Linked DNA regions of Homo sapiens: region 1 is linked to region 2. A link is a contact called in ENCODE Hi-C or POLR2A ChIA-PET data. All regions are on one chromosome and are shown on one strand. The core of a region is the stretch at or near the end of the contact, and the rest is flanking DNA. Distances in the headings are between cores, read along the strand shown.

Region 1 (3,892 bases), core at 1,234-3,733, 130 kb before region 2:
GAAGTAAATTTCTATTGTTTATAAATTACCCAGTCTCATGTATTTTGTTATAGCAGCACAAATGGACTAAGACATGCAGGCAAGAATTTATGATAGGCCGGGCACGGTGGCTCATGCCTGTAATTCCAGCACTTTAGGAGGCCGGGGTGGGAGGATCATCTGAGATCAGGAGTTTGAGACCAGCCTGGCCAACATGGCGAAATCCCATCTCTACTAAAAAACATATATATATACAAAAATTAGCCAGGTGTGGTGGTGCACACTTGTAATCTTAGCTACTCAGGAGGCTAAGACAGGAGAATTGCAGAATTCTTCTGCAATTCAGGAAGCAGAGGTTGCAGTGAGCTGAGATCGTGCCACTGTACTCCAGCCTGGGCAACAGAGCAAGACTCCATCTCAAAAAAGAATTTATGATAAACAAGTCAGGCTATCCAGATGCAAGGGCTCATGCCTGTAATTCCAGGACTTTAGGAGGCCAAGGTAGGAGGATTGCTCTAGCCCAGGAGTTCAAGACCACCTTGGGCAACATAGCAAGACCCCACCTCTTAAAAACATATATAAAAATAAAAAATTGTCCAGGCATGGTGGCACAGACCTGTAGTCTCAGCTACAAAGGATCGCTTGAGCCTGGGAGGTCAAGGCTGCAGTGAGCCATTATCATGCCACTGCATTCCATCCTGGGCAACAGAGCAAGACACTGTCTCAAAAAAGAAAAAAAAAATTCAGGCTAAATAATATATTAGACCAGTTGAAAGGGATCAATAGAAACATTAAAGAAAGATTCTATAGTGGGTTAGTTCTGCAGTGTCCCCTCAAAATTCATGTCCACCTGCCATCTCAGAATGTGCCCTTTTGGTAATAGGGTCTTTACAGATGTAATTAGTTAAGATGAGATTATGCTGGAAGACTAATGTCCTTATAAGAAGAGGAGAAGGGTCAGGCATGGTGGCTTATGCCTGTAATCCCAGCACTTTGGGAGGCTGAGGCGGGTGGATCACTTGAGGTCAGGAGTTCGAGACCAGCCTGGCCAACATGGTGAAACCGTGTCTCTACTAAAAATACACAAATTAGCTAGGTGTAGTGGCAGGCGCCTGTAATCCTGGCTACTCGGGAGGCTGAGGCTTGAGAATCGCTTGAACACAGGAGACGGAGGTTGCAGTGAGCCAAGATCATGCCACTGCACTCCAGCCTAGGCGACAGAGTGAGACTGTCTCAGGAAAAAAAATTAAAAAAAAAAGGAACAGGAGAGGAGAAGACATACACAGATGCTCAGCAGAGACAGCAGCCATATGAAGACAGAGGCAGACATTGGTGTGATGCTGCCCCAAGACAAGGAATGCCAAAGATTGCTAGCAACCACCAGCAAGTGGAAGAGGCAGGGAAGGATTCTTTCCCAGCGCTTGGAGAGAGAGCATGGTCCTGACAACATTTTGATCTCGGACTTCTGGCTTCCAGAACTATGAGAGAATGAAGCTCTGCACCTGTATTTGGTGTTTAGTTATGGTGACCGCAGGAAACTGATACATATGCCATGTAGTGCAGCCACTCAACCACAAGGGGCACTGTCTGGCAGCAAGTTCTACAAACACAAACTGTCCAAAATAATCACTGAAGTTCACAGAGAAAGCCATACAAATAGCATTCAAATATTTTTAACGATGATCAACAGGCTACAATTTATCATTTTTAAAAACATAAAACCATTATCATCTTGCTGAATAATTCATGACCTTTGTAACAAACTGGCTGAGAACCACTTTTAAAGAACATCCTGGTCCGGCTATCATTACACACACGGGAGGGTATCTGTAGGATAAATTCCCCCAACAATTCCCTTTCCAGGAAGAGACGCATATTTTTAATTTCAATAGACAACAGCCAAATTGCCCTCCAAAGAGGAGGTACATTACACTCGCCAGAAATATACATGAATGGCTGGTTTTCCCCAGGCTTGGCAATACTTTGCCAAGCTAAGAGGTAAGAATGGGCTTTAAAATAAACCCTGATCCAGCTCCCAAGGAGAGGACTGGGGCCTTCGGACCCACATTTCCCAGCACAGGTGCTTCACCAGCCTGCCATGGCCCCTTCTCTGTCCAGTTTAGCAAGGGTGTGGCAGATTTCCTTTCAGGCACAGAGCCCAGCCTTCCAGACATCACACTTAAACTGGTTCCTACCACATTTGCAAGGAGAATCTCTTCTTCCAAGTCAGCAGTGTTTACAATAAGCAGTATGCTTTTCCCTGAGTCACTCTGAATATAGAGACCAGAAACCAATTCCAGGGTAGCAAAGGGACAGCCACCATGGTGACCTCAAGCATACAAATCACACACCTGCTTGTCCTGCCTGGTCAAGCCCTGTTGGGACCATGCATAATCCTGACCCCAGCACTCAGGCACAGAACACTTAGGAGAGGAAGGCGAGGTTTCAGCTACATGAGGTGGCATTGTAGGAATTGTCTTCTCCCTGACACCCCCCATGGCACTCAACAGCCTCACTGTCCTGACCCTAAGCCACTTTGTGACCCACCCCTGGGAAGGGCAGGCAGTGAAGAACTAGGCATAGAGAAGAGGAGGTGGGGAGTTACCAAGCTGTTTGCTGACCTCTTCATTTGACTCAGAACCTGACCTTAATCTTGCTTCCAGAAAAACAATGGGCCCCATTCCTGCCCAAGCTTGCCTTCTGCAACCCAGACTTTCTTAGAACGCGATGGGAGTCAAGAGCGCTTTCTTTAAGGCGAAGCTGTAGACAGGTTCCCCTCACCTCCCACCTCTGCCCACATTATCTGCCTCTAGCAAATAATGGTAGTCATGACTGTGCCTGTTACCCAGGAGAACACCAATCAATGGCTGTAAAGACATGAATGTATGGTTTTAGATGGTGTCTGCCTGCCTTTGCTGAAAAAATGTAAGAACAGCAAACATTTATGTATTACCGTTTGTCAGTACTGCTCTAAGCACTTTTATAATATTAAACATTCATGCTGTACTCCTTACAGCAATCGTAAGAGCTAGGCACTAAAACTATTCCCATTGTACAGATGAGCAAACTGAGACACTGAGAGATTGGGAACCTTGCCCACGATCACACAGTGAGTAAGTAGGAGCTACAATAAGGAGCCATGAAGGCAGGGAGCTCCACTCCTGCCCTTCCCAGGCCTCTGTTCACTCCTGAGCATGACTGGTACCTAACAGGTGCTCAGACAGTCGCTGGATGCAGATGAGGGAACGGCTGTGGACATTCAGTCCTTCAGACCACAAAAGGACTTTGGAAGGAGAAGAACCCTGGAAGAATGCCATGTTACTGGCAAAGGTTTGGGTTCTTACCCAGTGATTTGGTAAACACAAAGGGACAATGGCATTAAGTGATAGCAAAGCCAATCTAAACAGAATCACAGCAGTAAACCACCAGAACCCACAACTTTTTTTTTTTTTTTTTTTTTGAGACAGAGTTTTGCTCTTGTTGCCCACGCTGGAATGCAATGGCGCCATCTCGGCTCGCCACAACCTCCACCTCCCGGGCTCACCCAATCCTCCCAGCTGGAACTACCGCACACACCACCACACCCAGCTAATTTTTGTATTTTTGGTAGAGACAGGGTTTCACTATGTTGCCCAGGCTGGACTCAAGCTACCCACCTACCTCAGCCTCCCAAAGTGCTAGAATTACAGGCATGAGCCACCATGCCTGGCCACCAGTATTTTGCCAGGCTGGAGTGCAGTGGCACAATCTCGGCTCACTGCAACCTCCGCCTCCCGAGTTCAAGCAATTCTTCTGCCTCAGCCTCCCTGAGTAGCTGGGACTACAGGCACGCACCACCACACCCAGCTGATTTTTGTATTTGTAGTAGAGATGAGGTTTCAGCATGTTGGCCAGATTGTTCTCAATCTCTTGA
Region 2 (4,363 bases), core at 1,216-3,715:
TTACAGGTGCATGCCACCACACTCAGCTAATTTTTGTAATTTTAGTAAAGACGGTTTCACCATGTTGGCCAGGCTGGTCTCAAACTCCTGACCTCGTGATCCGCCTGCCTCGGCCTCCCAAGGTGCTGGGATTACAGGCGTGAGCCCAAAGATAATATCAGTTTGTATTTTGCCCGTTCTTTATCCACTTGACTGGTCCATGATGAAGTCCTGCAGGGGTCGGCTTACCTTTTTCAACCTCAATCCTCTTCCTTTGTTCCCTCCCACCCCTGCTCCATCCCCTGCTCGGGATCTGCTGCTGCACCTCCTTGACACTCCCCCAGTGCTCAGCCTTTGTGGCAGACATGGGCGCCTGTTCTCTGAGGAAGAGTCAGTGGTCAGTGTCCAAGGCCACCCTCCTGAGCGCCTGTCGGCTCCTTCCCTGGTGAGGAACCTGGTGCTAGTTGTTTTTCTTCCAAATGCCCATGACCAGGGTATGCAGACTTCTGTCATCAAAAATATGCCTCCCATACCAGGGCTTTCCTTCCAAGGCTAGCAAATGGGAGCCTGGTTTATCTGTTTTTACTTCCTGTCTTCGTATTTTTGATTCCATCTCTTGTTTCCTTCAAATTTAGTATATTTGTTTCTAAAATGCTTTCTACTAAATTCAAACATACCACTATTACAGCCCCATCATGGCCTGCACCTTTTATTCCTAATTTGTATCAAATTATGTTGTTCCCCTGGGTGGAGCCTTTACCTAGTTCAATAGGAAATGTTTGTTTAAGAGATTAAAACAGGCCGGGCGCGGTGGCGGCTCATGCCTGTAATCCCAGCACTTTGGAAGACCGAGGCGGGCAGATCACCTGAGGTCGGGAGTTTGAGACCAGCCTAGCCAACATGGCGAAACCTCATCTCTACTAAAAATACAAAACTTAGCTGGGCGTGGTGGTGGCCAAGATCGCACCACTGCACTCCAGCCTGGGTGACAGAGTGAGACCGTGTTTCAAAAAAAAAAAAAAAGAGATGAAAACAGATTGATTTCTCCAGGGACGACTACTGTAGAATACAATAAGGATGTGTCATCCTTATTTTTACTTTCTCTCTATAAGCTTTCAAGGAACTTTTTTTTTTCTTGGCAGATTATCCCAACGGCAAGTGCATCCCAGCTAACCCTTGTCGACTTGGTGTGTGCACTCAGCACCCTGCAGACTGACACGCTGCTGCACCTGGTGAAGGAGGTGGTGAAGAGGCCACCCCAAGTCAAAGGGGGTGATGAGGTGAGGAGCCTGGGGAAGCCTCTGGGCTTCTGCAGATTAGTGGGTGGCATTTGTCATAACTCTACTTCCTTATAAATCGTGTTTGGGAGGGAAGGATAGGTAACAAGAGCTAGTGGGAATGCTTGGGGTAGTGAAGTGGAGGTGCTGTTTGCTGTGCTTTGGGGGAGACCTATGAAGATCTGGTGCTTCTTTTTTAAGTTGGGAACTGCCTGAGGTCAGGGGCTCTCATTCCTTGTACCCTGCTGCTGAGGACACTGCCTGGTACATGGGTTAGCGCCTTCTGGGCACCAAGTGGAATAAAATCTTTAGAAAGAGGAAATGGCACCTGCCTCAAGGAGCTCGCAGCCATAAAGATGCCAAAGATAAACAAAACCAGACTCTAGTGAAAGATGGTAAAGACAGATGTGATTCAATAACCACTGCGGTAAGGGAAAGTGTTGGGTTCAGTTTAGATTTGTGTGGAGATGACTGGGAAAGGATGAGGGAGGAGGGAGGGGGAAGGAGCAGGAAGTTTAAGGAGAGTTGGAGAAGTAGAAAATTACAAAAGAGCAGGTGGGGAGGCTGCTCAGTCCATAGATGTGATTAGGCCATCTGGGTTTGCTAACTGGGGCTTATCCAAATGAGGCTCCTACCCTCCCACAGAGGCTGGGAGATCGAGACTCTGTCTTTCTTGATGATTCTGTTTCAAAGGGATGGCTCCCAGGTCCTTGAGAAACACATTCCTAGGTTGTGGGAGACACATACACATCTCAAAGGGACAGAGAAAGTATTTATCATTGTAAACTTAAAAGAAAATGCTCTAAGAAAGGGAGGTCAGGGGTCTCGCAGGAACAAACAGTAAATTATTTGGCAACCTTGAGCTTTCTCGGACAAGTGTTTGAAGAGGACTGGTGTCCCCATCCTAGGGATCCATGCTAGTGTTGTTTGGGGCTGTGGGGGTGGACAGAATCATTTGTCAAGCAGAGGGCTCAGAGGAGCCTAGCTAGAATCAGCTCAAGGAGAGAGTCTTTGTCAAGGGCAAATTAAAATTTGTGTAACTTTTTTTTTTTTTTTTTTTTGAGACACAGTTTCACTCTGTCACCCAGGCTGGAGTGCAGTGGTGCGATCTCAGCTCATTGCAACCTCCACCTCCTGGGCTCAAGTGATTCTTGTGCCTCAGCCTCCTGGGTAGCTGGGAGTACAGGTGCATGCTATCACTCCTGGCTAACTTTTGGTTTTGTTTTGTTTTGTTTAGTTTTTTCGAGATGAAGTCTCACTTTGTCGCCCAGGCTGGAGTACAGTGGTGCAATCTCAGCCCACTGCAACCCCGCCCCTGGGGTTCAAGTGATTCTTGTGTCTCAGCTTCCTGAGTAGCTGGGATTACAGGTGCGCACCACCAAGCCCGGCTAATTTTTGTATTTTTTTTTTTCTTTTAGTAGAGACGGGATTTTGCTATGTTGGCCAGACTGGTCTTGAACTCCACTTGCCTTGGCCTCCCGAAGTCCTGGGATTACAGGCGTGAGCCACCGTGCCCGGCCAAAATTTGCATAATTTTTTTTAAAACTTTTTTTTTTTTAAGACAGGATCTCACTGTCACCCAGGCTGCAGTGCAGTGGCACAATCACAGCTCACCATAGCCTCGACCTCCCCAGGCTCAAATGATCTTCCCAAATAGCTGAGACCACACATGCACACCACCACACCTGGCTAATTTTTATATTTTTTGTAGTGACGGGGTTTGCCACATTGCCCAGGCTGGTCTGGAACTCCTAGGCTCAAGCAATCCTCCTGCCTCGGCCTCCCAAAGTGCTGGGATTACGGGCGAGAGCCACCATGCCTGGCTGCATAATTTTTTATAAAGGTAGAAAATAAATGTCAGAGAACATAACTAATGATAGACACTCTGAGAAAGAGGAGATTTCATCTGGCTGCTGTGAAACAGAAACCTTCAGGGTGATGTCATTGAACCGAGAAGTTCCTTGTAATTTTTCTGCTCAATTTCATTACAGCAGCCTGGAGGGCCCATGTTGTCTAGAGAGCTTCTTCAATTATACACGGTGGATTTAAAACAGGGCAAGCTGTGTGGTTTAATATTTGCATTCCCTTAGAGTCTTCTATTTCTGTTTTTACCAAAGCAGTCTTCATCATTGAAAGCAGCAGAGCTGTTTTGCTCTTAATTAACTAATTTAATAAAAACCAGGGATTTATTTCAATCTTGAAATAATTGCCTTCTGTCGAACAGTTTAAAATCATACAGTTAGCAAAAATTTAAGAATAATCTAAATGAAAATTAGGGGGGCCGGGCATGGTGGCTCATGCCTGTAGTCCTAGCACTTTAGTCCAGGAGTTCGAGACCAGCCTGGGCAATGTAGGGAGACATCATCTCTACAGTAAATTTAAAAATTAGCTGGGTGTGGTAGTGCACACCTGTAGTCCCAGCCACTTGGGAGGCTGAGACAGGAGGATCAGTTGAGCACAGGAGTTCGAGGTTGCAGTGAGCTATGATTGAGCCACTGCACTCCAGCCTGGGTGACAGAGTGAGACCCTGTCCAAAAAAAAGAAAATTCGTGCAATGGAAAAAGTGATTATTAAAAAATATAGCTATACTTGAACAGGTGTTTGTGTACCGATGTTCATAGCAGCATTATTCACAGCAGCCAAAAGGTGGACGCAATCCCTGTGTGTCTCAGTGGGTGTGCGGATAACAAAGTGAGATCTGTGCGTGCAGCGCGTTAGTACTCAGCCTCGAGAGGAATGAAATTCTGACACGTGCTACACAACATGGATGTCAGATCCTCAACATGGATGAACCTTGAAGACATTAAGTTGAATGAAATAAGCCAGTCACAAGAGGACTAACACAGTTCTATATCTGGAAAAAAAAAAACAACTGTGTCCTCACTCAACAACATAACAATCAACACAGAAGACTTCTCTTACCCCAAATATGCGGGGAGTTCTCCCCACCAGCAAGCAAGCAATTGATTCCGCAGTGGACACCAGTTGGGTGTCCTCCAATTCAATTCCTACTCTATCTGCTTGGAGATAGTGTCAGATCCCACAGGGTGAGGGCTCAGTCCCCAAGAGCACCCTTCACTTCAGACACCAGTCACAAGTCTGGGCCT

Evidence for each region. Hi-C counts contacts between places; a loop is a spot of excess contacts on that map. ChIA-PET counts read pairs that join two places held with the same protein, here RNA polymerase II (POLR2A). Pooled maps may share reads with other maps.
Region 1: a loop to region 2 is called in a pooled map, with 2.3 times the contacts of the local background. The contact joins the promoter of CBR1-AS1 here to the enhancer-like site in region 2. A Hi-C loop is called at or near these places in 1 of 168 maps with a recorded cell type or tissue (Right ventricle myocardium inferior) and 6 of 50 pooled maps. POLR2A ChIA-PET finds 5 or more read pairs at or near these places in 7 of 52 experiments (A673, B cell, WTC11 and 3 more).

The regions. Positions count from the first base shown.
Region 1 is chr21:36,124,157-36,128,048 of GRCh38, forward strand. CBR1-AS1 (CBR1 antisense RNA 1) reads right to left here and starts at 2,484. Exons shown (of 4, transcript NR_040084.1): 1 at 2,331-2,484.
Region 2 is chr21:36,252,651-36,257,013 of GRCh38, forward strand. DOP1B (DOP1 leucine zipper like protein B) reads left to right here. Exons shown (of 37, transcript NM_001320714.2): 23 at 1,122-1,259. Among named protein-coding and RNA genes, the nearest start is that of MORC3, 65 kb to the right of the region's middle. RefSeq lists enhancers at 1,401-1,500, 3,271-3,320. Within about 2 kb of position 2,466, at least 3 of the 41 ENCODE cell types and tissues checked have a DNase peak (open chromatin) inside an H3K27ac peak, as active enhancers do; they include B cell, where a contact is called at or near this core.